Regions from separate parts of the Homo sapiens genome. Here region 1 is linked to region 2. The links are chromatin loops, found by intact Hi-C in ENCODE. Cell type or tissue: OCI-LY7. All regions are shown on one strand. Each heading gives the region's core, and the rest is flanking DNA. Links, peaks and the distances in the headings are about the cores only.

The links. A loop is a pair of places that touch in the nucleus more often than their neighbours do. Peaks named below come from ENCODE experiments on the same cell type or tissue, not always from the same donor. Only the 100,000 strongest peaks of a DNase experiment are listed, where the experiment ranks them.
Region 1: it touches region 2 in a loop (2.4-fold over the local background); 1 of 110 quality-filtered maps calls a loop at or near these places.

The regions. Positions count from the first base shown.
Region 1 is chr3:114,171,357-114,188,191 of GRCh38, reverse strand. It overlaps DRD3 (dopamine receptor D3), which reads left to right and starts at 9,140. Exons shown (of 7, transcript NM_000796.6): 1 at 9,140-9,535; 2 at 16,165-16,469. The coding sequence starts at 16,200. In OCI-LY7, for the core only: a CTCF peak has its summit at 8,386 (motif pointing right); a DNase peak (open chromatin) is centred at 8,411.
Region 2 is chr3:114,105,196-114,122,030 of GRCh38, reverse strand. No RefSeq gene overlaps it. Among named protein-coding and RNA genes, the nearest start is that of QTRT2, 57 kb to the right of the region's middle. RefSeq lists an enhancer at 10,611-11,112. In OCI-LY7, for the core only: no CTCF peak of the experiment used is centred there; no DNase peak of the experiment used is centred there.

The DNA.
Region 1 (16,835 bases), core at 3,805-11,804, 66 kb before region 2:
ATCCCTAATGAATTCGTGTGAAGCCATCTGCCTCTGGATTTTTTATGTGAGATAATAAACTCTTTATCATTTCATTCAATTGAGAAGGGGTTTTCTGTTATTTGCCAAAGCCCCAGCCGAAATAATAAACTTGATTCTCCAAGTGCACTTGGATACCTATATGGAGAGGGGAGATGCTCAGGTATTTGCTTCTCTTTTTCTCTTCCTAGGGCACAAGGAGCATGATTGTGTTGAATTATCTAGTGTCTCATTTCACGAGTTTGGTCATAATGAATATGAGGCACAATCCATTTGCCTGAGTTACCTGCTATGGTTCTATTAAGTACCCTAATATGACTAGAACCTTATGAACATCAGCACTTTTATATGGCATTTTTAAAACATAAGTAACAGTTTGAGCCAATTTGAGAGAGACATAGGGAAAATAAGATAGACAAGAGGAGAAAATGGACATTTCCAGGGATAGTGAAGCCATTCCAATAAAGCTGAGTTTTTGAACTCCCAAGAGTTCTAGTGATACCAAATGCCCTTCTTGGATAGTAATATTTGTCCCTTTTCAAACCAACTACTTTGTAATAGGCTGTCATTTTGCTTTACTCTGGGAATGACCACATTTCAATCATGGCAGTGCAGTAGGATATCTGAACATCAATGACAAGATTGCAAAGGAGTTGTGGAAGCAACAAAAGCTTCATTGAATTCAAGATTATTCTCATTAACATACAAAGTCCTACAAGTCCTGTCTGCTGGGGAGAACTGAACTTTTGAAGATTAGACAGTGTAACCCACAGAAAATGGATTGCAGATATACTTTATACATGCTGAGTATCTTGAAAAACAAGATATGAAGATAAAGCTGCTCCTTTGTGCTCTAGGGCAGAGATCAAACCATTATAAAGGCACTTAACCAAGAGAAGCACAGTGTGTGAACACACAAACCCCAACTTACGACAAAAATAATGATCGTTTATTTCTAATCTTAGAGAACATTTTTTAGACATTTGCAAAAAAAGAAAAGAAAGAAAACACATGACCTGTTCTTTGATGGAATGTTGTCAACTATGAAAAAGTTAAAGTGCCTCTACTACTCCTCCATCTTATTCCCCATGATACATGTCCCTAAATGCCTAGAATAAAACAGTTGAAACATGTCTCACCCAGTCTAGAGTCTCCAGGCAACTTTTGAGCCTCTAGATCTTCACTTTCTCAGACATTTCTACTTCCATCATAATAACACTTCCATATCTCTCTCATCTTCCATCTTCTATACACACAGTTCTCTGATTTCCAGGGGGAGCACTAAAAGCCAATGGAAAAAAGGGGATGATTTCAGAAATATGGTGGAGTAGGAAGCACCAGGAATCTGTTTCCCCAGCTAGACACAATTGCACTGGCAGAGTCTGCCTGATGTAATTATTTTGGAACTCTGGAATCTATTGAAAGCTTGCAACTTCCAGGAGAAGCCTTGAATGGTAAATTAAGTTTATTTTGGTCATGTCAGCTCTTAGCATAATAGCAATTACTCATTCTCCACTTCCAGCAATGTGGCATACAGCTATGTCTGAATTCTGGGAGCAGCTTGCAGGAGCCAGAGTGGGCAAAAAGAACCTTGTCCTCCAAATAGAGGGGAACTATGGTCTGATAATTGATTGCTCCTTCTGATCACAGAGATTCAGACAAAGGAGTATGCTACCACGGTTGTTGCACCTCCCCCACTGTTATAAGCCCCTCCCTGTCTGGCTGTAGTAACTTCAAGAAGATTTAGAGCCAGGTGCAGTGGCTCATGCCTGTAATCCCAACACTTTGGGAGGCCAAGGTGGGCAGATCACCTGAGGTCGGGAGTTCAAGACCAGCCTCACCAACATGGAGAAACCCTGTCTCTACTAAAAATACAAAATTAACCGGGCATGGTGGCACATGCCTGTAATCCCAGCTGAGATTGGGAAGCTGAGGCAGGAGAATCGCTTCCATTTTTTAAAAATCTACCTTTATTTTTCTATTTCCACCTTTTGGAAGTCAGACATTAAAGACTAGGACATTAAAAAACAATGCATATACAGGGAAAATTAGAAAGTGACTGCACTTACCTAGGGAAAGGTGCAGATTTAGAAAAGAAACCTTAAATTTGCACGTCAGGCTGATCCTTGACACAGAAACAGCACTTAACATTTTTTTAAAGTAGTAAACAAAACACTAACAAAAAAATATGCAAGCCCTGGAGAAGAGGGAGAATCTGATTTACAGAGTTACCACATTATTAACTTCAAATGTCTGTTTTTCAACAAAAAATTACAAGACACCAGCCTGGGCAACATTGTGAGACTCCACTTCTATAAATAAATAAATAAAATAACATTTTCCAGGCATGGTAGCCTGTAGTCCTAGCTACCCAGGAGGCTGAGGGAGGAAGATTGCTTGAGCCCAGGAGTTTGAGGTTACAGTGAGCTATGATCATGCCACTGCACACTAGCCTGGGTGACAGACCAAGCCCATCTCTTAAAAAAAAAATAAAATTACAAGGCACATGAAGAAACAGAAAAGTATGGCACATTCAATTTTTTTTTTAATTAATCAACCAAAACTATTCCTGAAAGAGTCTCAGTGGCAGATCTACTAGACAAAGACTTTAAAACACCTAACTTAAAGTCTCAAAGAACTAAAAGAAGATGTGGGAAAAGTCAAGAAAACAACCTATGAATAAAATGGAAATATTAGCGAAGAGATAGAAACACTAAAAAGAAACCAAAAAGATATTCTGAAGCTGAAAATATAATAACTAAAATTTTAAACTTCACTAGACAGATTTAAAGGCAGATTTAAGCAGGCAAGAAAGAAATCAGCAAACTTGCAGATACAATGAAAATTATCAGTCTGAGGAACAAAAAGAAAAACGATTGAAGAAAAGTGAACAGAGCCTAAAAGACATAGGAGACACCATCAAGTGAACCAACTAACACACTGTGACAGCACCAGAAAGAGAAGGGCTAGATAAAGGGTAAGGAGAATATTTGAAGAAATAATGGCAGAAAAGTTTCTAAATCTGATGAAAGACATAAACATCCAAGAAGCACAATGAACTTCAAGATGAACCCACACCAAGACTCACTATAATCAAACTTCTGAAATATAAGGACAGTGAATTATGAAAGCGCAAAAAAAGAACTGATTCATCATATGCAAGGGCTCTTTGGTAAGAATATTAACAAATTTCTCATGAGAAACTTTGGCCCATCAGGTAGTGGGACAACGTATTCAAAATGCTAAAAGAAAAAAATACCTGTCAACCAAGAATTTTATATCAGAACAATTGTCCTTCAAAAGTGAAGGAGGTCAGTTGCAGTGACTCACACATATAATCCCAACATTTTGGGAGGCCAGGGTGGGCAGATCACTTGAATTCAGGAGTTCGAGACCAGCCTGGCCAACATGGCAATACCCTGTCTTTACTAAAAATGCAAAAAATTAGCCAGATATGGTGACATGCACCTGTAGTCCCAGCTACTTGGGGGACTGAAGCAGGAAAAGAAGGAGAACATAAGACATTGCCAGATAAACAAAAGCTGAGGAGCATTACCACATTACCACTAGACTTTCCCTGCAAGAAATATTCAAGGGAGTCCTACAAGGTGAAATGAAAGGACATTAGACAGTAACTTGAAGCTGTATGAAGAAACAAAGAGCTCAATAAATGCAAGGACCTTTATAAAAGCTAGTAGTATTTTGCTATCTACATAATTTAAGAGACTAATACATTTAAAAGAAAACAATCATTAGTCTAAAAGCTAACATTATTGTAACTTTGGTTTGTGGCTCCATGTTTTGTTTTTTATATAATTTAAGAGACTAACGCATTTAAAATAATTATTAGTTTATGTTTGGTGTTACACAATATATAAAGGTATAATTTTATGACATTAACAACCAAAAAGAGTGAAGAAAGAATAGTAGAGGACCAGATATTTTATGTTATTGAAGTTAGACTGGTATAAACTCCAGTTAGAGTATTATAACTTTAGGATGTTAAATGTAATCTCCACTGCAACCAAAAAGAAATAGTTAAGGAATATAAACAAAAGGAAATAAGAAAGGAGATTAAACATTTCACCACAAAACATCAACTAAACACACACAAAAAAGAGTCATGCAGAGTGAGATGTGGGAAAGCTATAAGGCATATAGAAAACAAATAGCAAACAACAGAAGTAAGTCCTTCTTTATCAGTAATTTCTTTAAATGTAAATGGATTAAACTACCCAATCAAAAAACAGAGATCAGCAGAATGGATAAAAAACACATGATTGCTGGATATACTGTCTACAAGAAACTAACTTTAGATCCAAAGACACACACAAAAATAATAAAAAAGAGAAAAAGAAAACAAAGATACAATAGGTTGAAAGTGAAAAGATGGAAAAGGATATTCATGCAAATAGTAACCAAAAGAGAGCAGGAATGGCTAGACAAATATCAGACAAAAATGAATTTAAGTCAAAAAATTATGAAATAAAAAAGGGTATTATATATTAATAAAATATTTAATACAACAAGAAAATAGAGCAATTTTAAACATTAACATGCCTCATAACAGACGATCAAAATACATGAAGCAAAAACTGGTAGAATTAAAGAGAAAAATATACAATTCTACATTAATAGTTGGAAACTTTAACATTCCACCTTCAATCACAGATAGAACCACCAGACAGAAAATAAGTAAGAAAATAGAGGATATAAACAACACAATAAACCCACTAGACCTAAAAGACATATACAGAACACTCTACCCAACAACAATGATATGCACATTCTTTTCAAGTACACATGGGACATTTTCCAGGATGGGCCATATGTTAGGCCACAAATTGTGTCTCAATAGATTTTAAAAGACAAATGTCATACAAAGTCTTCCCTGATCATAATGGGAGGAAATTAGAAATCAATAACAGAGTAAAACTGGAAAACTCACATATTTGTAGAAATTAAACAACACACTTTTAAAGAATCAGTGGATCAAAGAATAAATTACAATGGAGGCATAATGCTCTTGAGGATGTGAAGATATTGGAACACTCATGCACTATTGATGGGAATGTAAAATGATACAGCTGCTGTGGAAAACAGTATGGTAGTACCTCAAAAAATTAGAAACAGAATTACCACATGAACCAGCAATTCCATTTCTGGATATATATCTAAAAGAGCTGAAAACAGGATCTCAAAAAGATATCTGAACACCTATGTTCATAGCAGTGTCATGCACAATAGCTAAAATGTGAAAGTAATTTAAGTGTCATCCATAGATGAACAGAAAAGCAAAATGTGGTACAATTGAATATTATTCAGCCTTGAAAAGAAAGAAAATTCTGACATATACTTCAATATCAATGAATTTTGAGAACATTATGCTAAGTGAAATAAGCCAGTCTGAAAAAGACAAATATAGTAGGATTCCACTTATATGAGGTACTTAGAGAATCGCTTAAACCTGGTAGGCTGAGGTTGCAGGGAGCCGAGATTGCACCACTGCACTGCAGCCTGGGTGACAGACGGAGACTCTGTCTCAAAAAACAGAAAAAGAAAAAAAGAAAAAATTAGATGATGATGGAGGGTAGTAAAAAACAGGAAGAAAATAGGTCGAAAAGTTAAGATAGAAGTAGAAAAGGGAGGTAACATGCAAGCACACAGAAGGGTAGATGCAGATATAAAAAACCACTATCATTTATTTATTTCCTTCCTTACTATTACTCTGCTACCTATAATGAGTGATTTGGTACAAATCTGATTGATTGAGAAGCCTCCTTCTGTTATTTCCTGCCATTCTCTTGTAGAAAGGAAGAAAGTGGTGCTCAATATTAGATAATAATAAGTGAGTTGAACTATTTTTCTTTCAAGAACTGTATTACAGCAGCAGAATGAATTCAAACATAAAACCTAACACTTTCTCAGATGGTTCTCATCTATCACCAGATCTCATTGGAGAGGAACAGGGGCTAAGGTTGAGAAGAAATAACCATACTACTGGACCACTCACTGCATTTGCCAACTTTCATTTACACTTTTACAACTTGAGGTCTGATTCCAGTGAAAAACATACTGAGAGGCTCTTGTTCAGACCAGATCAGTATCATGCAGTTTAAGATCATCATGATAATCAAATCTTCCAGTTCACAGTAAGGAATGCCAGTTATAATAAGACATGGAAACAAAATGTTCCTTTATTCATATAGGTCCTGCAAATTGCCTCCCCATAATGCTTCATTTAGTCTCCATACTGTCCTAGTGAGTGGGAACTCAGTGGGGGTTTAAAGTGGTGTACTCAATGGTCGGTGCTCAAGGCAAGGTTTCTTGTATCATTCCCTGGAACAGCATTTCAAAGACAAGAAGAGAATAGTCCCACCACAAACTTCACATCAATTTCCTTTCAAACAAAATCACTGAGTAACCATATGTATCAGAAGCCCACCATCTCTCTTCTCTTGCTCTAGACTTGCCACTTCAAGTTGAAAACATAAAGACTTTCCCTGATGAAGGGCCATTGGCTAGTACATGAGAATGTTCCAGCCATGCTATTGAGATGGAGTTTCTGGAAGGAAGATGAAAAAAATGATCTATATTTTTCTTGATTTCTGCCCAGGCATATCTCTTCTGTAGGCATCTTGGAGTTCTTCCCAGAAGGCATATCTCAATGCCAATCATGAATAAGGGTTCCACTTACTTAAAAGAATAAAATTGTTTGTTGTTGTATGAATGGGAAGTGCCAGATAAAAGGAGCAATTGCTAATCTTCACCTATAGTGAAGTCCAGAGAGAAAGGATCACTTCATTTACCCTGCTTCTCTTCTATTTCCACACCAATCCCTCCCCATTCACCACGGGGGTCAAGGAGTCTACCAGAGACAGCTAAGTCAGAACAGAGTTGACTGCCTAGATGTGTGATTTTAGGCATGTCAGTTAATTTTCCTGTCTCTTGTTCCTACACAGAATTAGAGTCTATATCACTCTTTATCTTCCTTTTACTTTTGCCAAAGGAAGGCACTAAAAACATGCTGAGGAATATCTTGCCAGCATTTACAACTGCCCTTGAAGAGAGAATATGTGTTCTCAACACAGAAAGTTAGAAATAGGGTTCTTCCTACTACATTCACGCATTATCAAGATAGCATTATCATTAGGCACAATGTCTTCAAATGTTAAAGAAAATAAACATAGGATACTGAAACGTGAAAACCATGTTGCTGAAAATGAGTGATATGAGGTTCTTAACTCCTTAGAAGGCCTTTGCTTCATTCTGCTCACATAACAGCCTGACATTACTCCCTGCTTTTATATGTCAGACAAGCCAAGTTTTAGCAGTGCATATTCTCTTGGTCCCCTTATCCAAGGGAAGAAAAGCCTTGGAGTTCACATTCAACCCAGGAGTTCTAGTCTTAGGGCATGTTCAATATAGTTATGTCATATAACTAATACATTTATGCCCAATAAGTTATGGGCAACCTTGGATATGGAACCTAACCTCTCTAACCCTCTGTATTAGTTTGCTAGGGATGCCATAACAAAATTCCACAGGCTAGGTGAATTAAACAAGAGAAATTTATTTTTGCACAGTTTTGAAGGGTAGAAATCCAAAATCAACAGGGTGGCAGGTTTGGTTTCTCCTGCAAGACCCCTCTCCTTGGCTTGCAGACAGATGCCATCTTCCTGTGTCCTTTCCTCTGTGTGCACATTTCTGGTGCCTCTTCTTTTTCTTATAGGAAACCAGTCATATTGGATTAGGGCGTACCCTCCAGGCCCCATTTTAACTTAACTCACACTTCAAAGATCTTACATCCAAATACAGTCATGTTCTAAGGTTAGGGCTTCAACACTTGAATTTTGGAATGACACAATTTAGTCCATAACAGCCTCTATAAAGATGGCATCATGAAGACTGATGTAATATAATTTACAGAATGATTTCTAAATCATCTAAATGATTTCTAAATATAATTATATACAAATGTATTATTAATATTATTATTACTGTCATAATTATTATTCTCTCTGACATATTATCAGTCTTTTGGGAAGTTTAAATTTTCTTCTTTTGGAAGACTATACCATAGTGGTTAAGAGAATTAGGTTGTTTAGATCCAAATCTTGGGTCAGCCACTTGTTAGCTGTGTGACTTTCAGACATTATACTAACCTCCATAAGCTTTAATTTTCCTATCCATAAATTAAGGATGGTAAAAAATAGTACCTGCCTTGTAGGGTTGTTGAAAGGATTAAAAGGAGCAATGCATTAAAATGACTGGCTAAAAGTACATGCTCAATAAATGATGGTTGTTATCAATAGCAGTATTTAGACCTTGTTGATGCTGCTGCCTTCTTTCTCAGCCAGCAGAGGTCTCCATCATAGTCAAACAAGAGCTAGCTTCCCTATAACTGCACCGCAGTTGCCAAGCACATCCACTGTTGGCAGAGAAAACAGCCGAAGAATTACCACACTGACCAAACAGAGGAGAAAAAAAAGAGAGAGAGAACAGGAAATGGTTAGGATGCCACAGTAAAATGTAAGATGAACAGGTGACCATAAGTTAGGATTGTTTATGTTCTACTGCTGACTTTCACTGATATTGTCCTTGGTTGCATCTCACTTTAGCTTGTTCCAAACCAGTTTTAAAAAAGGTATCTATGTATATATCACAGAGAAGCAGTAAGAATGAATTGGCAAATATTTATGAAGTCCTCTGAAAACAAGAAGTGCTGCTAAGTAAACATTTAACATTTCTTACAGTATTAAGCTTATTTCATCCTTATTGCCAGTTATACGCCATGCCTCAGTTTTGCTACCTTTGTAATATGTTTCCTTTAACCTTCTTTTCCCAGACAGGCTTACACCTCCAAGTTCAATTATCCTGTCAATTGTGTTTTAAATTGTACTGATTTCCATTAACCAATTGTGGTATCAATTTGATGATCTGTTCCTTCTGAACTAATCATCTTTACACCCACCAAAATCTGGAAAGGCAATTAAACTGAGGAAGGTGAGAGTTATTCAAGAGAAATTAAAGCATAAAGGTAAAAACAGTGGAAAAACTAAGATTAAAAAGAGCACTGAGGAGAAAATATACATGTACTAAAAAGCACAGTATCCGAGCAGATAGAGAGACAAAGAGGAAAAGAGAGCGAGGTAGAAAACGGATACTGCCTATGCCTACTCCATCCCTCTTTCAGCACCAAGGACAGAACCTCTGAGCGGCTGACCCAAGCAACGCTCAGTTTAGGGTCCCTCCCAAATCCTCTAAAGAAAACGGATACATTCGAAAGCAGCTATGAAACATGCACTAAGGTCTAATAGGGAAGCTGGAAAAGCAGCACTCAAGTAATTTCACCTTAGAGGCAAAAATGGGTGATTTCTTTCTGTTCATTTCATAGTTTCTGAGTCCTGAGAAAGGCAAAGTTTGCTTTGCTTGGGTATGTCTGCTGTCAGTAAATGGCTGCAGGAGCCGAAGTGGTAAACTCCTCGGTCTCCAGAAATCAGAAGAAAATTTTAGGGTAAGTAATTTTTCTTTTCGTTTCTAATTTAGGACATAGTATTTTCCTCAAGGTTATTTAATCAGCTTGGGGTTCTGTGGATCTCTAAAAATATGCATTAAAACTCAATATCCACTCTTATTTAAAAACCAAAGCCCTGAGGAAATGGTTTTCTTTTTCTTCTAAGTGGTTGGACAGCAGAAACCTTTTATATTCCTTTTTCTTTTATTTTTTCCCCCAAAATTGTATCCTTGTGGGCTCTAGAAGCTATATCAAGGAAGAATTAAAAGATAGAAAACAAAAAGCTGTTATTATTTCTAGGATTTGTATGGAAGTTGATTGTATTCCTCTTAAGGATTTTACTTAATTGTAAGGGTCTGTTATTTTAAACTCCTCAATTCAGCACCCTGGCAATTCAGAGCTGAAGGTTTGGAGAGGCACTATTTTCAATGGTCTATTTAAAGTCAGGCTGTTTCTAAGTCAGAATCCAATTATTCCCAGCAGAGATATGTAGTACTTGAGATGATGATTGTGTATGTTTCCTTTGATGATGGTATATGATTTTTAGGGTATTGTTATTTAATTGTGAGACTTCCATTACTTGCTGTAGCTTACTGGGGCAACAGAAGTCATTGCAATTAGGTATTTGTTCCAGTTCATGCATTTAGTTTAATTGAATACCATCAAAATACATGCATGAATAATAATGCAGCAATAGCAAAGTGAAACTTGGATTCTAAACTCATTGTGCATGACTATTTCACTTTATAGGTGAAGCCTTTGCTTACTGATACTAAAAGGTCTGTAAAATATCTGTCCTTAGATAAGAGTGAAGAACCACTGCTTGACATGGCATTAGGATGTCTTATAGTCAAGGAGAAGTAGAGACAATGTGAGAAAGATTCTTACTCGGCACTCATTTATTTGTAGTTGAATATTTTCAAGGGTCTGTATGGCTAGCAGTGAGCAAGGGTATTGAGCAAGGAAAATACTGACAGTATCCAAATGGGTGCCTAATATTAAAGCATCCATACAGAAGGCTATTTGTTATGGAATATACATTAAAGCAAATACCGAACAGTTTCTACTCAATATCAGATTCAATTTCTAATGCATTGAAGTTTGTCATCAATTAATATTTGCTTATTGATTGATTTATTTGCTGAGTTCCCCATTTTATCTCTGATTAGAATGGTAGGATGCTCAGTCTCTAGAGGTTGTGAAGGAAAGTGAGTATGCTCTGCTTTACTAGTCAGGTTTAATGAGGGGAAAAAACTGTTATCTTAGCTACTCAGTAACCAGCAATAGTTTTTCTCTGTACATTTACCAACAATGTAAATGTGCCCAAATACATAAATATGCTATGTATTGCAATCCATTTGTGAATCTTTTTCAGGAAAATAGGCAGCAATTTGCAAGAAGAAAGTAGCATAGAAATGCTAAAGACTATCTCTAATAATAATAACAATGTAACTCCCACTGGCTCTATGAGCAGTGTGCACCTGCATTACTTCACCAAGCCTAGTCAGATGATGTGACATGTTCACATACTCTGAACAAGTGAGATTGTAAAATTAGTACCCATTTCACATTTGTCTGCCTCACCCCAAAAAGTGGCATAGTTAAGTGGCATAGTTAAGAACATGAGCTCTGGAATCAGACAAATCTTGGGTTGAATCAACTCCATCATTTACTGGTTTGTGATCTCAGCAAGATATTTAACCTCTCTGTGACTCACCTTTTTTATCTAGAAAACTTGATAGGATAATAGTGCTTACCTTCTTCATCAGGTTGTTGTGAGGTTGAATGATGATAATGCTTATAAATTTTAGCTATAATTATTAATTTTATCAGGCAATATAGCAAGTCCGAATTACAGCCCAGACCAGAAAAGCTCTGGCGACTGGTGGTCAGGAGTCGTCTGAGTAAAAGATTAGATGTAGCAACAGCCAGAGATCTGTGAAATGAGTGAAGATGTGGTCATGGAACCCTGTTACTGAAGCGTTTTGTTCTGGGTTGAGTAAAATCCATCTCAACTCGGGAATGACAGTTTTGTGGGTTTTTTTTTACTTTGAGACAGGATCTTGCTCTGTCACCCAGGCTGGAGTGCAGTGGCACAATTATAGTTCACTGCAGCCTCTAACTCCTGGACTCAAGCAATCTTCCTGCCTCAGTCTTTCGAGTAGCTGGGAATACAGGCACATGGCATCACACGCAGCTAATTTTTCTTTTCTTTTATTTTTGCAAAGATGGAGTCTCACTATGTTGCCCAGGCTGATCTCAAACTCCTGGCCTCAAGTGATCCTTCCATCTCAGCCTCCCAAAGTGCTGGGATTACAGGAATGAGCCCCCAAGCAGGGCTGGGAATGACTAACGTCAACTTCCATGCTGCTATAAGTATTAAAATGCATGTAAAGTACTCATACTTGCCACACAGTAGTAGCCCAGATGTAGTTGTCTTCATCTTCATTTGTTTTCTTACAGAAAGAGAACAAATAATTAAAACTCTGTAAGTCTTAATGAGGTGCTAAGGAGGAACCCCACGAATGTTTCAGGAAGACTGTTATTCAGCACTGAGGGATTGAACATCAGCAAAGCAGGACAAATGTCATAACTGATGGGGACCTGACAACTCTCTGTTCCCCTGCCTTTTTAAATAGGTTATGCACTCACTCTAAGAGATGCCAGAACAAACTATAAAGACCAAGATAAATCAATACTTTGTAAGGCATTTAAAAGCTCATTAAAATGTGTAAGTAGTGTTATATGTAATGAATCTTAAAAGACTGACGCCAAGAGTAATCTTCTATTTCTCTGCCTTCTCTATTCTTTTACCTCCTATCCACTTTTAACTCCTAACACTGTTTGCTGGACTTTTTCCTCTGCCAAGAGGTTTGACAGCTACCTAAAAATAGTATAGCTGAATGCCAGTGGCTAATTATACAAAGGGAAACCCTCAACTCTGAAAATCAATTCTGAGCCTGATGTTGGAATCACAGTTGCATGGATTTCTGATTTCATATTTATTTTTTCCACATCTGATCTTAGATCCTTTATAGCAGAAGGTGGGTTAAACCGTGATTGTTCAGGTAGTTTCTGATGAGTTGTGGATGTGGGAGATGAAAGCAAAAATGAGTGAGATGCTAGATTACTCTCTGTCTCTCAGCTAATTGTTTCAACTTCCTCCCTGCTTAGATTTTGTAAGCATGAATGCCATCATGAATATCGTCCTGAATGTTTAAGCATGTCATCATGAATGTTGACATGATGACATTAAGAATGTCTTCATGAATGTTTAAGCATGAATGCCACCATGAATGTCAGTCATCATTTCCAAGTTCACTAGATACTTTACAATTGCAGCTTATTTAACTCTTCACCTATTCCCACTTTCCTCTTAACAATAAAAGCAACTATATTTCTAGTGCTATGTGCCAGACATTATGCTAGAGTGATGATTCTTCATGGGGAGAGCAATTTGCACCCCCGCTCCAGGATATGTGGCAATGTCTAGAAGCATTTTTTATTGTCCCAACTTGTGGGGAGGGGTATGCTACTGGCATCTAGTGGGTATATGTAAAGGATGCTGTTAAACCCCCCACAATGCACAGGACAACCTCCTCAACAAAGAATTATTCAGCCCAAATTGTCAGTAGTGCCAAACTTCATGTATATAATCTCATTTAGTCTTCATAATAACCTTATGGAATGGATATGATTATCTCCATTTTGCTGATGAGGAAACCAGCCTATCATTGTAAATTACTTAGAGAGTGATTGAGTTAATGAATTCTCTAGGCTCTTTGCTTCTTCTTACCTGAGACCCGTTTCCTATCTGTTAGCATATCTAACAGAGGGGAAAAGAAAGAAGAAAGCCCAGCTCAGTTCTGTGTTATATAAGCAACTCTGGTTTGAAAAAAAAAAAAAAAATCTAAGCAGGGAGGAAGTTGAAACAATTAGCTGAGGGATAGAGAGTAATCTAGCATCTCACTCATCTTTGCTTTCATCTCCCACATCCACAACTCATCAGAAACTACCTGAACAATCACGGTTTAACCCACCTGCTGCTATAAAGGATCTAAGATCAGATGTGGAAAAAATAAATATGAAATCAGAAATCCATGCAACTGTGATTCCAACATCAGGCTCAGAATTGATTTTCAGAGTTGAGGGTTTCCCTTCGTATAATTAGCCACTGGCATTCAGCTATACTATTTTTAGGTAGCTGTCAAACCTCTTGGCAGAGTAAAAAGTCCAGCAAAAGAGTAACAAGTATCCTAAGGTTTTATGCCTCCCTCTTACGTGGCAGGTGAGAGGAGGCTAAGACATTATTCACCAGTTGCAGACCCCAGAAAAGAGGGATTCTGGCCACTGTGTTCCAAAGTGGCCCAGTTGTGAAAGGGAAGACATTTGGGCCTCAGCCTGCCTTAAAAGTGGGAATATCCTTGAACAATCAGAAAGCATTGTATTTTTCCAAAAGCTCTTGGCAGCAGCGGTGCTATCTCCAGGGTAGCGGCTGCCCTCCTCTGAATAATGAGAAAATTATAATTATTATCAAGAATTATTATTATGTTTTAAAATACATTGAGTGCAAACAGTGTGCCAAGATAAAGGACAATTTTTTTAAACAATTCTCTAAATTCATTCCAAGTTTGTCACCCTTTCCCAAGTATTTGTTCATTTTAACTCTTTCATATTTCAGGCTGAAACATTTCAAAGTGAGGTACAAAATGACAGCCATGATTAGGCCGGTCTCCTAATCAAGGGAGAGCTACAGATACCTGGCTTGAGGGCAAATTCTGGCCACCAAGTCAGCCTCTACTTTTGCCAAGGCCTGAAGAGAGAGTTCCCATAAAGGTCTATATGTACCATGCTTAAATATTTTAAAGTTGTAACCAACAAGCCATTGAGTAAAATGTTTCATCCTCCCACCTTGACAAATACACCTTCGTAACAACATGGAAGGCCAAGTTTGAATTTAAGATTCCTGGACCTTTCAAAATTCCATACAAAATGTGATCATACAGGAGAAGCTGGGCCCCCACCCCTAATCTGCTTCAGGGACCCTGGCCTCTTCTCTCCCAACCTCAGGCTACATAGAATCTATTTGTCTGAGCTCTAACTGAAAGCCACCACTTGGCCCCAGGAACCCTACACATTTATGGCACAGTCTCCCGTCAGAGTGAGAGATTTAGAATGAGACCCGTGATGTCTTGGAAACAGGCTCTGAGCAGTTGGGTAGAGAATTCCCTGAGTGTGGTCTAGACAGGGTTGTAAACTTAGTGGACCTTCTCCTTGGCACTGTGGGAGGTTACAACATCATTCTATAGAGGTTAGAGGCATAACCAGTAGAGGGTGCCTTAGTCCTTTTGGGCTGCTATCACAAAATACCATAAACTGAGTAGTTTATAAACAACAGATATCTATTTTTGACAGTTCTGAAGGCTGGGAAGTCCAAGATCAAGGCACCAGAAGATTCAGTGTCTGGTGAGGGCCTGCTTTCTGGTTCATAGATGGCTGTCTTTTCACTATGTCTTCCCATGGTGAAAGAGATTAGCTAGCTCTCTGGGTCTCTTTTATAAAAGCACTAATCTTATTCATGAGGGCTCTGTCCTCATAACCTAATCACCTCTCAAAGACCCCCACCTCCTAATACCATCATATTGGGAATTAGGATTTCTACATATGAATTTAGGGAGACACAAACACCGAGACCACAGCAGAAGACCAGAGTGGACTCCTCTATAGCACCTCCTCTAGAGCTTGGGGCAAGAGTCACTTTTGCTTGGGTTTCAGGGTTACTCCCTAAGTCACAGGCCTTATGTCTTCCCCTAGCCTTCAGAACTGTGAGACAACAAATTTCTGCTCTTTATAAATTACCCAGACTCAGGTGTTCTGTTATAGCAACCCAAAATGGACTAAGATAGATGGGTTTCATTATTCCCACATTTTACATGGGAAGAATCTGGAGCTCAGAGAGGTAAAGTAATATGCATAAGGTCCCAGAGTTAGGAAGCAGCAGAGCTGGGATTGTAATCCTGCAACAGCTTCCCATCTCACTCAGAGTCCAAGCATGGTACTTTCAATAGCCCTGCACAATCTGTCTACCTCACACCCTCCTATTCTACTCCTGCCTCACTTGGCTCCAGCCTCACCAGACTCCCTCCTATGACTTCTATGTGCTAGCCCTTCCTGCTGGCCCGTGTTGTTCTCACTGCTCAGACTGCTATCACATCTGATAACTGCATGGTCTGCTTCCTGATCTCCTCCAGGTCAAGACTCAATTGCTGATTTCTCCATGAGGAGTTCCTGATTATACTCAGATACTCACTCACATACGCACAATCTTCACCCGTTACTTACCTGCCTCTCTGATTTGTCTCCAATATACGTATCATTATTGAACACACCACATCTTTTATTTATCTTGTTTATTATCTGTCTTCTCCTCTAGAATGGGAGCTTCAAAGGGAAGGAATTAAGATTTTATCTGTTTTGTTCATTGCTCTATCTCCAACTCTCACAACAGTGCCTACTATATAGAAAATGCTCAATAAATATTTGCTGATGCAATAAATAAAAAAATGTAACTAAGCAACCAAGCCCCAAAGAGTCTGATTTTATTAATATTGTTTTCTGTCTCCTCACAGGAAGCCCCTTGGCATCACGCACCTCCCTCTGGGCTATGGCATCTCTGAGCCAGCTGAGTGGCCACCTGAACTACACCTGTGGGGCAGAGAACTCCACAGGTGCCAGCCAGGCCCGCCCACATGCCTACTATGCCCTCTCCTACTGCGCGCTCATCCTGGCCATCGTCTTCGGCAATGGCCTGGTGTGCATGGCTGTGCTGAAGGAGCGGGCCCTGCAGACTACCACCAACTACTTAGTAGTGAGCCTGGCTGTGGCAGACTTGCTGGTGGCCACCTTGGTGATGCCCTGGGTGGTATACCTGGAGGTGAGTAGACTTCAGGTGCATGTTGTCTCTATGACTGTGCTAGTACTTGTCTTCCCTGAGTTCTGGCCTTTGGGGCTCAAAAGACTCCCCAGACAGTCAGGAACTGAGGAAGGAAGGAGAGCTCTCATTCTCCCTGTAATGAGAGAGTTAAAGCTCTGGAAAACAGTCACCATCCTGTCCCTCATCCACATCAGAACCAAGGAGCTGAGAATGATTCTGTTCATGGGTCTCCAGTGTTCAGGTGACTGGATTTGAGTGACGGGACTCTTCCTAATATGGCCTAGAGTTTATTCTCTGTGCCAGACATGTCTCAATGACATGGTGGGCTGGGTGAAGCAGTCCAGAAGACCTCTTCACCAGTGTTTA
Region 2 (16,835 bases), core at 3,712-11,711:
AGCTGGGCTGAACCCAGGGTGGTTCTGACCACCCTGTGGGAAAGAAAATGAACAGAAATGAGTCAAAGACTGGCATTCTAGTGCTAGCACAGACAAGTTACTTTGGGCAAGTGGTTTAACCTCCATGAGCTTCAGTTTCCTCGTGAGTAAAACAGTGACCTGAAGGCCCGATCTTCCTTTTTTTTTTTTTGTATTTTTAGTAGAGATGGGGTTTCACCTTGTTGGTCAGACTGATCTTGAACTCCTGTCCTCAGGTGATCCACCCACCTCATCCTCCCAAAGTGGTGGGATTACAGGCCTGAGCCACCGCGCCCAGCCACAGCCCGATCTTCCTTACTAGTATATTTGAAGATTAGATAAAAATCACATATTAAAAGCTGTCTTAGTCTATTCTTGCTGCTGTAACAAAATACTACAGACTGGGAAATTTATAAATAATGGAAGTTTATTTTCTCACAGTTCTGGAGGCTGGGAAATCTAAGATCAAGGTGCTGGCAGGTTCAGTGTCTGGTGAGGGCCTGGTCTCGGCTTTTAAGATGGCACCTTGTTACTGAGTCCTCCTGAGGGGGTAAACACTGTGTCCTCGTGTGGTAAAATGGCAGAGGGCAAAAGGCACAGGTAGATCCCTGTAGCCCTTTTATAAGAAGCTAATCCCACCCATGAGGGCAAAGCCCTCATGGCCTAATCACTTCCTGAAGGTCCCACCTCTTAATACTGTTGCATTGGAGATTAAGTTTCAGCATGAATTTTGGAGGCAACACAAACATTCAAACCATAGCAGAAGTGTTTTGTCAACTGTAAAGCCCTACCAAATGTAAGAGATTATTATTATCATTGGTACTCTTGTGATTATTATTTTCACCCTAAGCAACTACTCCTATCATATCTGTCTAGTTCACAGCCCACCCAGAGCCTATTTACTTGGCATAGTGTTTTCAATCTCTCACAGAAAATCTGATTTTTCTGTTGTCTTTTATTCCCTATACGTGCCCAGGATACTTGGCTGACTTTGTAGTCTGATTGTTAGAAAAATGGATAGTACCTAACAGGGCACCTTCTCCTGCTTACACAGTGCAGTGCACAAGTATGTTATGCTCTAATACCCAGGCTGATGGTGGCAGATACTTGCTTGCTAAAGACTAACTTGGGTACTGTGTTCCTCTTCCGGCCAGAAAATGAGGAGCAGAACACATCTATTCTTTAAGACTTTCTGTCTTTGTCCCTTGTGAAATCTGAGCCTGACACCCCTTCCTCTTATTCCATCTCTTCCTGCCTGGGTGCAATGCCTTGGATATGGTGTTATTAGTTTCCTAGGGTTGCCATAACAAAATGCCACAAACTGGATGTCTTAAAACAACAGAAACTGATTCTCTCACCGTTCTGGAGGCTAATCACAAGGGCCTACCCTAACGCAATATTACATTATCTTAACTCGATTATATCTGCAAAGTCCCTTTTTCAACACAGGATCAAAGACCAGGCATTCGGACCTCAGCAAATCTTTTTGCCAGATACAATTCAATCCATAAAATATAGTGAGAGTGGTATGACAGGCAAGAGAACTTGGAATTTGGATGACTAGGGGAAATGTGCAAAGGCTGTTTCATTCAGAATACAAGATGTCAGCTTCCAGCATTGGCGTGTAGTCTGTTTGATGGCCTGGGTCAAGTCTATAAACTTACTAAAGCTCAACTTTCTTATCAGTAAATATGGTAAGTCTGGATTCCTAAGGCTATGATAAGACAGGCTAAAAATAATTCTAGAAGGACATGAATTATCTTCTGAGCCCTAAAAACCTGTAAATATGTTTACTAATAAAAAGTAAACCTGTACAAAGACAATCTGTTGCTTCTGTGTCTTAAAAAAAGGAATTTAATAGCAAACTCATTGGAGTTGGGGAAAGTGAAAAAGGAAAATCCTGTATTTATCCTATTTCATGCAGCACCAGTCCAGACTGACTAATAGTGATGGGGGTATTTTTTCTCTTTAAGAAAAACTGATATAATTGAGTCTTTTATTATGCTTGGACAGATTCCCTAAGACTCCATATGAAAGACTTTCAAGAAGCCTGTAATTTATCACAACCTACAATCGTTGGATTTGAAAGTTGGAAGAGACTTGAGCCCAGTCTGCTAGTAATTGCAGAAATTCTCTCTAGAACATCTCTGACCCATGATCATCTAGCTGTATTAAGAAGCTGGCTCACTTCTTCCTAAGACACATGACAGGTCATCCTTTAGAAAATTCCTCTCTTCATTAAACCCAAATCTGCTGCCTTATAAAATCCACCTTTTGGTTCCTATTCTCTCCTCTAGCACAGAAATCTCTATTCTTTCCTCCTCATCGCAGTCTTTGTGGGATTAAAACAGTTCTCCAAAGCTTCCATTGCTTTACCTCTACTTGATGTAATATTTTCTTACACTATCCATCTTGGTTGCTTTTCTTTGGGTGTAACCATGTTATTAGTATGTCTTAAAATACTAGACCCCAGGCCAGGTGCGGTGGCTCACGCCTGTAATCCCAGCACTTTGGAAGGCCAAGGCGGGTGGATCATGAGGTCGGAAGATCGAGACCATCCTGGCTAACATGGTGAAACCCCATCTCTACTAAAAATACAAAAAATTAGTTGGGCGTGGTGGCAGGCACCTGTAGTCCCAGCTACTTGGGAGGCTGAGGCAGGAGAATGGCATGAACTCGGGAGGCGGAGCTGGTAGTGAGCCAAGATAGCGCCATTGCACTCCAGCCGGGGTGACAGAGTGAGACTCCGTCTTAAAATAAAAATACTAGACCTCAAATAGGACACAATCCTCTAAATGTTGTGTAACCAGTTCAGAGTGCCATGAACTCATTATTTCCCATGATTAGAATATTCAGTTTTTAATGACCCAACTCAAATTGCATTGACTTTTTAGGGCTCATTGAAACTCTGAGAAGGAGATTTGCATGGAGAATGGATAAGTTTAATGAGGTACGCCTTAGGGATCAACACCTATAGGAGACTGAAGGAAGTAGATTTCAGCACAGGAAAGAGTTGTACTATAATGCAGTCACACAGAGAACTCAGACAATCCCACAGGGAGCTCTGTAGAGGGCAGGGCATTTATGGCCCCAGACAGTTATTAAATGGGGGCTGCCTCTGGCAGAAGGCATGCTTAGACAAAGAAGCTCTCTTCAATTGAAAACATTTGGCTGTCAACACTCCCAACAACTGGGGGAACAAATTCCTCAGTAAGATCTTGGTAGCACATCACAGCATCCACTGTAGTCTACACTATATGCCACTTGGCTCTAGTTTCTTCAAATAATAAATGCTAGAAACAGCTTTATCAGGAATCTAGCTGGTATCTCTTCCTGGAGAAGGTTAGTGGGACAAACTGTAGTCTCTGTCACAGCAGCTGGTCTTAGAGCCAAAGTAATTCTCATCATCACCCTTTTCTACGATCTATTCCAGATTCTCCTCACTATTGACTAGCACTCTACTGGTCTAGGTGGTTGTATTAGTCAGGGTTTTCCAGAGAAACAGAACTAATAGGATATGTGTAGATATAGATACATGAAAGGAGATTTATAATGGAAATTGGTTCACACAATTATGGAGGCTAAGAAGTCCCACAATACACCATTTGTAAACTGTAAAACCAGAGAAGCTGGTAGCTTAGCTCAGTCCAAGTTCAAAGGCCTGAGAACCAAGAGAGCTGATGGTATAACTCTGGGCCTAAGGCCCAAGGCCGAGAACCTAGGAAACCACGGCTGCAATCCCATAGTTCGAAGGCCAGAGAACCTGGAGTTCTGATGTCCAAGGACAGGAGAATATGAGTGTCCCAGCTCCAGAAGAGAAAGCAAGCAAATTCACCCTTCTTCTGCCTTTTTGTTCTATCTGGATCCCCAGTTGATTGGCTGGTTCCTGCCCATGTTGGGTAAAAAGGAATCTTCCTTACTACTGATTCAAATGCCAATCTCTTCCGGAAATACCTTCACAGACATACCAGAAATAATACTTTACCAGCTATCTGGGTGTCCCTTAATTCAGTCTAGTTGATAACTAAAATTAGCCATCACAGTGGTGGAGTGGCTCTGAGAGACATGGTGACTTTCTCAAGTTATGGTTGCTGCATTTTATCCATTTACCATCAAAATTAGGCAAAGAGATGTAAAGAGACACCTCAGTGAATCACCCAAGTACGAAATGCATTCTTCCATTTTCCCACTGTACAACATTCCTACCTTCTCCTGAAGATCAAGATTTAATTATCCTTTCCATGATGTTGGTTGTTTGTCTCCTGGCATGAGGAGCTCCAAATGACTAGGTGGAAACCATAATTTAGAGCTTAATGGGATTTTTATGCCCTAGAGGACATATGGGAACAAGGATCTTTACCTCAAAAGGTTAAACATAGCATTACTATATGACCCAGCAATTCAATTTCTAGTTATATACCACAAATAATTAAAAAAAGTATTCAAATGAGTACTTATACACAAATATTCATAGAAGCACTATTCACAATAGCCAAAAGGTAGAAAGAATTCAAATATTCATCAATGAATAAACAAACTGTGGTATATACATATAATAGGATATCATTTGGTCATCAAAAGGAATGAAGTTGATACATGCTACAATGTGAATGAACCTTGAAGACACTCACTGTGCTAACGAAAGAAGTCAGACACAAAGGTCACATGTTGTATGACTTCATTTATATGAAATATTCAGAGTAACAGGTAAATCCATAGAGACAGAAAGAAGACTGTGGTGTCCGAGGTTGGGAGAAAAAGGAAAGAGGAGTAACTGTTTGATGGGTACACAGTTTTCTTTTGTGGTGATGAAAATATTTTGGAACTAGATAGAGGTAGTTGTTGTACGATATTGTGAATGTAATAAATGCCACTTAATTGTTCACTTTAAAATAGTTAATTTTATCTATATGAATTTTACCTCAATAGAAAAAATGTTTAAATTATGAAAAGAAATTTAAAATTAAAAAAGAACAGGGACCTCTAACATTCTATGTTCTGAGATTTGAAAACTCAATATGTTAAGATGGCAACTTTCTACAAATTGATATATAGACAACACAATCCCTCTCAAAATTCCACCAGCCTTTTTCATCACGAACTGACAAGCAGATTGTAAAATTTACATAGATGTACAAAAGACCTAGAATAGCCAAAAGACACTGTTTAAAAAGAAAAGTACCTAGAATAGGTAAATCTGTAGAGACAGAAAAGAGATCAGTGATTTTCCATGCGTGGGAAGAAAGGAGTTGGAGAATGTTTAATCCTTGATTTCAAAACTAACTATAAAGCTGCAGTTATCAACAGTATGGTATTTGCAGTAAGAAGACATATAGACCAATGGAACAGAATTGACAGTCCAGAAATAAATCGTTATATTTATGGTCAATTGATTTTCAGCAAAGACAATTCTGGGAAAAGAAGAGCCTTCCAAAATTCATATGTTGAATCTATAACCCCCAATGTGACTGTATTTGGAGTTAAGGCCTATAAGGAAGTAATTAAGGTTAAACTTCCATTAACATAAGCAGTTACTTTAGTCCAATGCAATGTTTGGCAGGATCCTGTTTCAGTGGATCAAATGCTACATAGGCACTGTCTAGCTGAAGTTGTATGAATAGGATAAGTGTCCATTCGTATCAAAATCACAGGGTGGAATCACATGGTGGAAAGGACCCATTTTGTCATTAAGAAGAATAATTTGCCATTAAGAAGCTGGTTGGTCTTCTTGAGGGATGGAGCCATACTGGAGACTCAGTGATGGTATCTGTTGCTGTCAGGCTGGATCTTCAGCAGTGGCAGTAACTAGATCAGCCTTAGCAAGTGAGAGCACGTGTTGTTGGGCCTATAAATAGCTTCCATCACCACCACTGTTTCTCAGTCATGGTTGTTGTACTTATCCATTTATCATCAAAATTAGGCAAGGGAGTATTCTTTTCTGTCGCCATCATGTAAGAGAAGAGCTATCTTCTCCTGATTAAGAAAGTCAATTAGGCCAGTCACTGCGGCTCACACCTGTAATCCCAGCACTTTTGGAGGCCGAGGCCAGCAGATCACCTGAGGTCAGGAGTTAGAGACCAGCCTGGCCAACATGGTGAAACCCCATGTCTACTAAAAATACAAAAATTAGCAGGGCTTGGTGGCAGGTGCCTGTAATCCCAGCTACTTGGGAGGCTGACAGAGGAGAATCACTTGAACCTGGGAGGCAGAGGTTGCAGTGAGCCGAGATGGTGCCATTGCACTCCAGCCTGGGTGACAAGAGTGAAACTCCGTCTCAAAAAAAATAAAAATAAAGTCAATTAGTCTTGTTAGGATGGTGTCTCCATTCCTTACCCATGGTCCATTAATGTGCCTATTGTGCCAGCACTGATAGGAGCTGGCTGACATCAACTGGCTAAGACATTCTACTTCCCAGGTTGTATAGAGTCAACTGTCCAAATAATTCACTACTGCCTATAAGTGATACATATCTTATCTCAGAGTATTTCTCTCGACAAAGGCACCATCTGATGCTTTATCCATTAGGAAGAATTTCTCTCATCCCTAATTTTCTGGGACACGCTAAGGATGTGGTCCTGTTATATAGCAATAGTCTATTTTTAGCTTGCTACTACATTCCAATCTTACCCGTACATAAATCAAACTCAGCTTTTGCCCTCACTTTATGCTGCCGTAAGTGTGAGCTAAGGGTGAGGCATCAGTGCAAATGTGATGGATGACCTAGTAGTCTGGGCCACATATGCGTGCAACTTATTTGTGCTCTCTGGCTCTGCTAATGCCTGATCCCAAACGTATCATTTCCTTCCTTACAATTGTTGGTAGGCCTGCCTGCCTTCATGATTTGGGGGTCTGTCAGAATTCGCAATGGGCAGTCCTTGCTGTGTGGACCCTTGGCATCCCATAGTTGGGTGCTGTGTTCCTACTAGGAACCAGTAGGGCACCAGGAATATTTATCTAAACGTATAGTTCTCTGCTGCAAATTGCTTGTCTTGCTTCTGAATCCTAGGGGTCTATTTGTGTTTGCCTATTGAGGCCTGCCATAAAATGTACACAGCCTTTTTCTATCAATGATACCTCCTATACTGTAGGCTCTACCACATCATGTGACCAAAATCATCATATGACAGAGCAGCTTGCACTACTGCCTGGTCCTGCTGCAGAGCCCTTTCCTGCTCTGGGCTCTCTCCAAATCTGGTAGACTCATGTTTCAGCTGGCGTATGTGCTAGAGTAGTGTCTCTGAGTGTGAAATGTGCTGCTTTCAGAACCAGAAGACGCTTATTGGTGCTGGGTTTCCTTCTTAGTTATGGGAAATGCAAGTTACAATAATTTGTCCTTTACTTTGAAGTGCATGTCTCAGCATTCCCCAGCCTACTGGACCTCTAAAAATTTTACTAATGTGGAAAGTCTCTGAATCTTTATAGTATTTTTTAAAATCTCCCACCCTTTGGAGTATATGTGTCTAGCCAAGGCTTCCAAAGCCCTTGCCAGTTGTTCACTTGGTCTGATTAATATGATGTTACAGATGTAGCAAACTAATGAAAAGTTGTGCAAAATGTCCATGTGGTCCAGCTTCCTTTGGACAGTATTATATCCACAGATGGGAGAATCTGTATAGTCATGAGGCAAGGCAGTAAATGTAAACTTTTGTTCTTCCCAAGTGAATGAATTTCTGATCTTCCTTACTGATAGGGATGGAAATGAACACATAAACACACCAGATTGATGGCCTCATAGTATATACTTGAGGCCATGTTAAAGACATCACATCTGGCACCACAGCTGCAATTAGGGGCTACCACTTAGTTGGCTGTGTGGCAGTCTACTGTCATCCTCCAGGGTCTGGAGGGGACAGACTGATGCATTAGTGGAGACCATCAGCCCTGAATTCTCTAGATCTTCAATGGTCACCCTAATTTCTGTCATGCCATCTACCGTCATTTTTAAAATTTATTATCTTGCCTTGAGGGGAAGTTTCAGAAGCTCCCACTTGGCCTTCCCCGTTACACTAGTTCTCCAGGGTCAAGCACACAACGATGTTCAGCCAACTGCTACATATGTCCATCCCAATTACAAATTGGAATTTACACATTTGGGAACTAAGAAAACGACCCACCATGAGTCACACTTAAGCCAATGTTACATGTACTACCTGGCTCCCATATGACCTCACTTCAACAGGAGGTCCATGATGACATGGGTCCCTAACAAACACAAACTCTGAGTTGGAGATTCACATGCAGAAAGTTTATCGGAACTTGAGGATCAACACTCACGTAGGATAAAGGAAGACTGGGCAGAAGAGGAGTGGGACTCTGAGTCAGTTGTAACAAGGACTTTGGCAGTCCCATAGGGGTCTCTGGATCTGGGATAGCCCTTCAAACTTGTCCTGGCTTTAGGCATACAAAACAGGCTTTTATATGCCCATATTACTGAGTTATAAGAAGTATCTGTCTCCAGGGAGGAGGCACAACCTAAGAGGGATGGTTCTCTTCAGCTGAGAACCAGTCCTGGACAGGGACTTAGCTGAGAGCCACTGGCCATAAGCCACCAACACTCCCCTCAGCTGGGGGAATAACTGCCTTAGTTTTGATGTAAGACTATAGGCAGTAGACTATAACATCTGCTACATGTGCTCAGCTAAAATTCTCAGATGTTTTCCACTAAAGTTATATTAAACCAAGTCTTGAACTTTTGTATTTTTGTTTGTTTGTTTGTTTTGAGACGTAGTCTCGCTCTGTCATGAAGACTGAAATGCAGTGGCGTGTTCTCAGCTCACTGCAACCTCCTCCACCCAGGTTCAAGTGATTCTCCTGCCTCAGCCTCCTGAGTAGCTGGGATTACAGGTGGGTGCCACCACGCCTGGCTAATTTTTGTATTCTTTAGTAGAGACAGGGTTTCACTATGTTAGCCAGGCTGGTCTCGAACTCCTGGCCTCAAGATGATCCCCCCGGCCTCAGCCTCCTAAAGTGCTGAGATTACAGGCATGAGCCACCGTGCCTGGTCTTGAACTTTGGATGTAGATTTTTGGAACCAATGCTGGATCTTGTATTCATCATCTATTCGACTTGTTGGTTTTATCCTAGCATTCCAGCCTGCTTAGTCACTGAATTTTAATTACAATAGCTACTGTCTTAGACTTCCCTTGAGATTTGAATTATCTCCAAATGGAAGAATATATTAAAGGGAATGTTGTCATGTTATTGAAAAAACACTGAGGCCTAAATCCTAAGGGTCAGAGTCAGTGTCATACGCTATTTGTAGGACTTGCACAGAATATCACATACTCTTTCAGCTAAATATATCGTTGTATCAGTTAGAATATGTCTTTGCCCCAAATATCAGAAAACCCTGACTCAGATTTTCTTCAACAATGAGGTTTATTTTACTCACTCATGAAGAAGTCTATATGAAGTATGAGCTTCAGACTGGCAGATTCAGTGGCTTAGCAGAGTCATCATGGATTCAAGCTCTTTCCATCTCCCGTCTGCTAACTCCAGAGGTTTGCTTTGCTCTCGAGCTGGCTCCCCACCCTTCACCTCCATAAGTAATGATGGAGCCATTCTAGGAGTCATATCTGTCACAACAATGCTCAGTAACTGCAGAACCACTCTTCTCCTCATGTAATTTCTTTGCCCAATACTCCCAAAACTCCCCCTTTTATCTTATTAACCAGGTTTAAATCACAGCAGCAATCCATCCTAGCAAGGTGAATGGAATACCATGATTGGCTTAGTCTTGAATTAATCATTTGCAGTGGAATAGATGTCAATGCTTGTTTATTGCTCTCTAGTTGATAGAATCTATTCTGTTCCCCTTTGTGAAAAGTTTTCAGCCTTCAGGCACCTCTCCCATTTGCTGTAATTCCCAACAGATTATCGCTTTTCTTTGGATGTAGCCATGTTATTCGTTTGTCCTAAAATACCAGACCCCAGGCCAGGTGCGGTGGCTCACACCTGTAATCCCAACACTTTGGGAGGCTGAGACGGGTGGATTGCTTGAGGTCAGGAGTTCGAGACCAGCCTGGCCAACATGGTGAAACCCCATCTTTACTAAAAATACAAAAATTAGCCAGGCGCAGTGGTATGTGTGTATAGTCCCAGCTACTCAGGAGGCTGAGGCAGGAGAATCACTTGAACCCGAGAGGCAGAGGTTGCAGTAAGCCAAGATTGCACCCTGCACTCCAGTCTGGGTGACAGAGCAAGACTGTCTCAAAACAAACAAACAAAGAAAAAATTGAAGGTTGTATATCCTTACGTCTCTTTCCTTTGGCTCCTTAATCTGAAAGTTGGCTGTCATTTTCACCATGTGCCCTAGGGAGCCAAGCTGAGTTTCATCTTCTGTTTCCATGGGAAATTCACTCACACAAAGCAATTAACAAGTTTTAGAAGAATTACACAAGATTTGAGCAGAGCAGGGAAGGGGGGTGTGGTAGATCACTGTCTTCCTGGTTTTGTTGCTCCTATACTTGCTTTTCACCATCTTTCTCTCAAATGTGGCCAGGGAGCTCCTAAGTCTTCTCCTATCTTTGAGGCTGAGACTCTGGGGATCTCTGTCCCTTTCCCTAGTGGGATAATATCAGTGTGCTCCTTCTGCGCAAATACAGTCTCTCTCTAAGAGAAATGTCAGTTACAACTACTTTTTGCACCTAGGAGAAGACAGAAGCAAAATGAACACTAAAAAAAAGTAAGCACTGCTGAACTTCTGTTGACATTACACAACCTTACTTCCTCAAAGAGCAGGTTGCTCCATGTTTGTGCTTCTCTTTACTCTAAGTAATGCAGCCTTTAGCGCTTTTTTGTAAAGCTCAGCTTTAGCCTCCTTTATTCTGTTCTTGAAGGTTCATGATAGTCTTTTGTGTTCAAGCTTATCTATAATCCCCTCCCTTTGCTTTCTGTTCATGTCCTTTTCAAAGCCTGAGCTCTGCAGAGAGCTCCCTGTATAACCACCTCCTTCTTTAGCTGTCTCCCCCTTTATCACTGGAATTATTTCCTATTATATTATAATCAGGATTTTATTGTTTAAATCTCCCACCTCTCCCAAGTCATGTTCTTTTAAAGTCTCACATTGCAGAATCACACCTGTGGTAACTACTCTTTTGAAGTGAAGAGTTAATTTGTGATGCAAATAATTACTTCTTTATCTCATTTTCAAAGAGGAATTTTCATAAACTAGGAGCAAATTGTTTCACACCTTTTCCTCCTTTGTCACTTACTCTCCTTCCCCCTTCACTTTCCTTCTGTCCTTTTCCCCTCTGCTTGTTTCCTGCCTCCTTCCAGAATTGGTGTAAACCCCCTGGGTTTCTCTCCCAGGCTCTGCTTTTGTTGAACTGAAATACTTTCTGTTCATGTATTGGAGTGAACCTTTATCATACCAGGCATACTCACCCACCCGCTGCCTCAAGGAAATCTGGTGAGTGAAGGCAAGTGAAGAAAGCACTTTCATAGGGAATTGCCTGTGTCCGTAACCCCTGGCAGCCGGGCTTTTCCGTTTCCTAACTGTCCTGCTTCTATCGCCTTCAATTAAAGTCTACCTTTTTCAGCTGACAAACTCTAAGGAGTAAATGTCTCTATGCCTCTGCTTCCTCAGGAGTAAAATGAGGGCAATTCTCTCTGTCCTGTCTACTTCACAGAACTATTGGGGAAAAAATTAATGTGCAAAGAAATATACATTGGAAAGCATGATTCATATGTAAAAGGATATTCACTGTGTATGCTTAATCATAGGTATGCTGCCTAAAAAATCAAGGACAGGATTTTTGAACATAAAACTGGGCAGGAATGAATTAACTTTAGGGAGGATTTTGAGCTGGGAACTCTGAGTTTTTTAAATCAAAAATTGTCCTATTCCCACCCAAACAAAGAGAAAGGAAAGGCCAAGGAAATGGGTTTTCGAGAGACAGAAATATCACTGTCTTCTTAACTGATTTGTTTCACTTTTGAAAATATAATAAAGACAAAGACATCTGGGAGACCAAGATGGAGGGCGTGGAGACAAGGGCGGGGCTTGCTCAAGAGTTGCAGAGGAAGGTAAAATGAGGACGCAAAGGTTCTGTAGGATAAGCAAAGTTGTTCTATGTGGAGTAGACATAGAAGGGAAGTTTAAAAAATGCCTTATCAGATAAAAATAAATTAAATTGTGCTTTAGGAAAAGAGAGAGAAAAGCTGTGAGATACTTGTTAGAAAGAAACGATTCAATGAGAAGCTAAAAAGAGGAGTAAATCCTTTCAATCAAGAAGAAAACAAAAGCTTGCCTGGTAATCCCACCTCACTGTCTTTCCACTCACAATTATCGCCACGCCCTGAGGAATTGGAAGAGAAATTTCAAAGTTCTTGAAGTATTTGCTTAATAATGTCAATTGATGAGCAACGTCATGGGGATAGAAACCAGAACACGAGTTTTAATTCATGTTAGGGGGAAAAAAAAAAAGAAAAGCCATAGGGAGAACAAATAAATAGCTGGCTTTTGTTGTGCTTCCCTGGTGATTACACAGGTTTGACCAAACTAACTCCCAAAGGGGAGATAGAGAACTAAGAGAGAATTGGAGTACTCACTGGGCAGAAACCCTAAGTTCTGCAACACTAGATGTGGTCCATGAGATAAAAAATGTCAGCTTCCTGGAAGATCATCTCACTTTTGAAAATATTATAAAATATATCAAAAGCTCAGAATACTTAAAAGAATACCTGTATCTAATAGCTTTATCAAACATTAACATTTGGTCATTTCAAATCTTTTAAAAGAAGGGATACTTTACAAATATATGTAAACTCCTATAACATTTTCCTCCTCCCATGCCCATAAGAAATCCCTTTCTGGCATTAAATGTTTACCCCTTTTTTTTTTTTTAAGATGGAGTCTCACTCTGTTGCCCAGGCTGGAGTGCAGTGGCATGATCTTGGCTCACAGCAACCTCTGCCACCAGGGTTCAAGCGATTCTCCTGCCTCAGCCTCCTGAGTAGCTGGGATTACAGGCACCTGCCACCGCGCCCAGCCAATTTTTGTAGTTTTTTTTGTTTTTTTGTTTTTTTGTTTTTTTGTTTTTTCAGTAGAGATGGCATTTCACTATGTTGGTCAGGCTGGTCTCAAACTCCTGATTTCATGATCCACCTGCCTTGGCCTCCCAAAGTGCTGGGATTACAGGTGTGAGCCACTGCGCCCGGCCAAATGTTTACCCCTTTTCATCGTACTTTATGTTTTGTTACATACACATGTATCTCTATAATATTGGATTTCATGCTTTTAAACTTTATATTAAGCACTATTCTTTTTTATGTGAAACTTGCTTTTATCACATAAATTGATATACGTAAGTGTAGTTCATTTATTTATTTTATTTGCTACACAACCATAGTATTTTCCTGTGATATTCATTTACTTTGTTATCAAATCTTTATTGTTTTGAAAAGCTACAATGAATATTTTTGCATAAGTATCCTTGAGCATGTGTGCTGAACATTCTGTAGAACAGGGGTCCCCAGTCCCTCGGCCACGGACCCCTACTGGTCCATGGCCTGTTAGGAATGGGTCTGCACAGCAGGAGGTGAGCAGCAGGCTAGTAAGCATTACTGCCTATCAGATCAGCAAAGGTATTAGATTCTCATAGGAGCACCAACCCTATTGTGAACTGTGCACATGGGGGTGGATCCCTCATGAATGGCTTAGTGCCAAACCCTTGGTGATCAGTGAGTTCCCCTCTCTGAGTTCTGGTTGTTTAAAAGAGTGTGGTACTTCCCCCCATCTCTCTCTGGAGAGGGAGAATCGCTCTGTCACCCAGGTTGCAGTGCAGTGGCGCGATCTCAGCTCACTGCAACCTCTGCCTCCTGCTCAAGCGATTCTCCCGCCTCAGCCACCCAAGCAGGTGGGATTACAAGCGTGCGCCGTCACACCTGGCTAATTTTTGTATTTAGTAGAGACCGGGTTTCATCATGTTGGACAGGCTGGTCTGGAACTCCAGGCCTCAAGTGATCCGCCCTCCTTGGCCTCCCAAAGTGTTGGGATTACAGGCGTAAGCCACCGTGCTGGGCTGTCCCCCCATCTCTCTTGCTCCCTCTCTCACCATATGATGCACTGACTCTGCCTTTACCTTCTTCCATGATTGAAAGATTCCTGAGGCTGTCCCCAGAAGCAGATGCTGGCACCACACTTCTTGTACAGCCTGCGGAAACATGAGCCAAATAAAATCTCTTTTATAAAAAAAAAATTACCCAATCTCAGGTATTCCTTTATAGCAACACGAAAATGGACTAATGCATTCTCCAAAGCAGTTGCATTAATTTACTTTCCCATTCCCAGTATATGAAAGTTCCCATTTATCCACATTGTATTCAATCTTTTAAATTAACTACTTAATTTGCTAATCTAAAGGGTATGATTTGTTCCTAAACACTTTACAGTTTTATTGCCATTGTTGATGATATACCATTATCTATTACAGTTGCAATTTGCTTATTACTGGTATATAGAAATACAATTTTTTTATATTGATCTTGGATCTAGCAGCATTCAATGACTTTCTGATTAACTCATGTAGATTCTCTTAGATTTCCTATGTAGTCAAATATGTTGACTGCAAATAAGGTCTGCTTTGGAATGTCTTTGTAAGTTTTATACCTTCCATTATTTCTCATCTTATTGCATTGTCTCGTAGGTCCAGTAGAATGTAGAATGGTTGTGACAATATAGTGTAATAAAGTTTCATCATTAATGTTTGTAAGATTTTGATAGATACTTTTTGTGCAGTTAAGAGTATTGTCTTCTATCCATAGGTGCTAAGAGTTTGGTTGGTTGTTTCTACATAAATTGAAAAGCCTTACCCATGCTTCCATCTTAAAGTCTATATTCCTAACATTCTTCCCCCAGATATCAGCATGCCTGGCTTTCTTCCTTCACCTCTTCTACTCAAATGTCATCTATAAAAGGAACACTTTATATAATAGCAACTTGCTCCTCCTAACACTAATTCTGCTAATTTTTCCCCTTAAATGAGTAAGTATGAGAATGCATAAGGTTTATCAAACGTGCTTTCTATTTTCTGTATCTATTACATTGACCATATTTTTTCCTCTTAATTGATTGTATGTTATTCTTAGGATCAATTAATCTTGGCCATGGGGTGAGGGGGAAATATATATATATAAATAATGTATGTATATATATATAATATACATATGTATACACACACACAACATTTTATTTAGAATGTTTAAATCTGTATTTATGAGAAATACTGGTCTTTTTTTAATAGCTTTGTTACAAAAGTATAATAACCTCATAAAATGAATTGAGTGCTTTTCCTCACTATTTTTCTTTTTCTTTTTTTTTTTTATTATACTTTAAGTTCTAGGGTACATGTGCACAATATGCAGGTTTGTTACGTATGTATACATGTGCCATGTTGGTGTGCTGCACCCATTAACTCGTCATTTACATTAGGTATATCTCCTAATCCTATCCCTCCCCGCTCCCCTCACCCCACAACAGGCCCCGGTGTGTGATGTTCCCCTTCCTGTGTCCACGTGTTCTCATTGTTCAATTTCCACCTATGAGTGAGAACACCCTCACTATTTTTTGAAAGGTAGAGATTATCTGTTTGTTGAAGGTTTGTTAAATTATTCTATAAAAATCAACTGGGACTTCTGTCTTAAGGTCAGGGGCAGTGGGCAAAGCACTATGGGGTGAAGCACTTTCTCCTAATGGGACTTTGACTTTGTACTAAGAAAAGAATGGTCAGCCTAGGAACTTCTGCTGCTACCTCACTGTCCAGAACTGGTCACATGACTATCTTTGTTGCAAGAGAGGCTGAGAAATTAAGTATTTTTAGTTAGGCACATTGTCTTCCTGAAAAGAAAAATCAAGATTCTGCTATTAAGGATGACGAAAAAGCAATGGCAACTGGGTAGGCAGCCACCAATGCCTTCTACAATAAAACTATTAGATATGCTGGAATGTTGGGACCTTTCAATCTATCCTTCATGTATCTTAACTGAAGTAAATAGATAAATAAACAAATACACATCTATGTATTCAGAATAAATACACACAAACACACACACACACCTTTGTCTCTCTGGGGTATATTTTGGGTGAATTTCTCAATACTCTCTTCATCTTTCTAATTCAGTCTTCAATTTTATATAGATTAGAGTTTGTTTCATCATTATGAGTTAAATTCTATCCCCTCTCCTAAAAAAATATCTTGAAGCCCTAACCCCCAATACCTCAGAATATGGCATTATTTGGAGACAGAGGTTATCAAGTTAAAATGAGGTCATTAGAGTAGGCATTAATATAATCTGACTGGTGTTCTTATAAAAAGGGGAAGTTTGCAGACAGACACACATGCACACACAGAGACAGAGAAAGAGAGAAGAGAGAGAATGCCACAAGAAGATGAGGGCAGAGATCAGTGTGAAATGTGCATGGTGGTGCGTGCCTGTAGTCCCAGCTACTAGGGAGGCTGAGGCAGGAGAATGGCGTGAACCCAGGAGGCAGAGGTTGCAGTGAGCCAAGATCGTGCCACTGCACTCCAGCCTGGTGACAGAGGGAGACTCTGTCTCAAAAAAAAAAAAAAAAAAAAAAATCATATTAGTGTCCTAAAAACCTTTTATCCTATATTTTTACTGTACCTTTTAAAATGCTACACCTGTTTAGGGCACTTACTATGAATGGAGTTTGCAGGACTGGAAGTTGCTGTTAGTCAATGAGTGAATGATAAATGAATATGAAGGCCTAGGACACTACTGTATACTACTGTAGACTGTAGGCTGTGGACTTTATAAACACTGCACATTTAGGCTACACTAAATTTACAAAAACA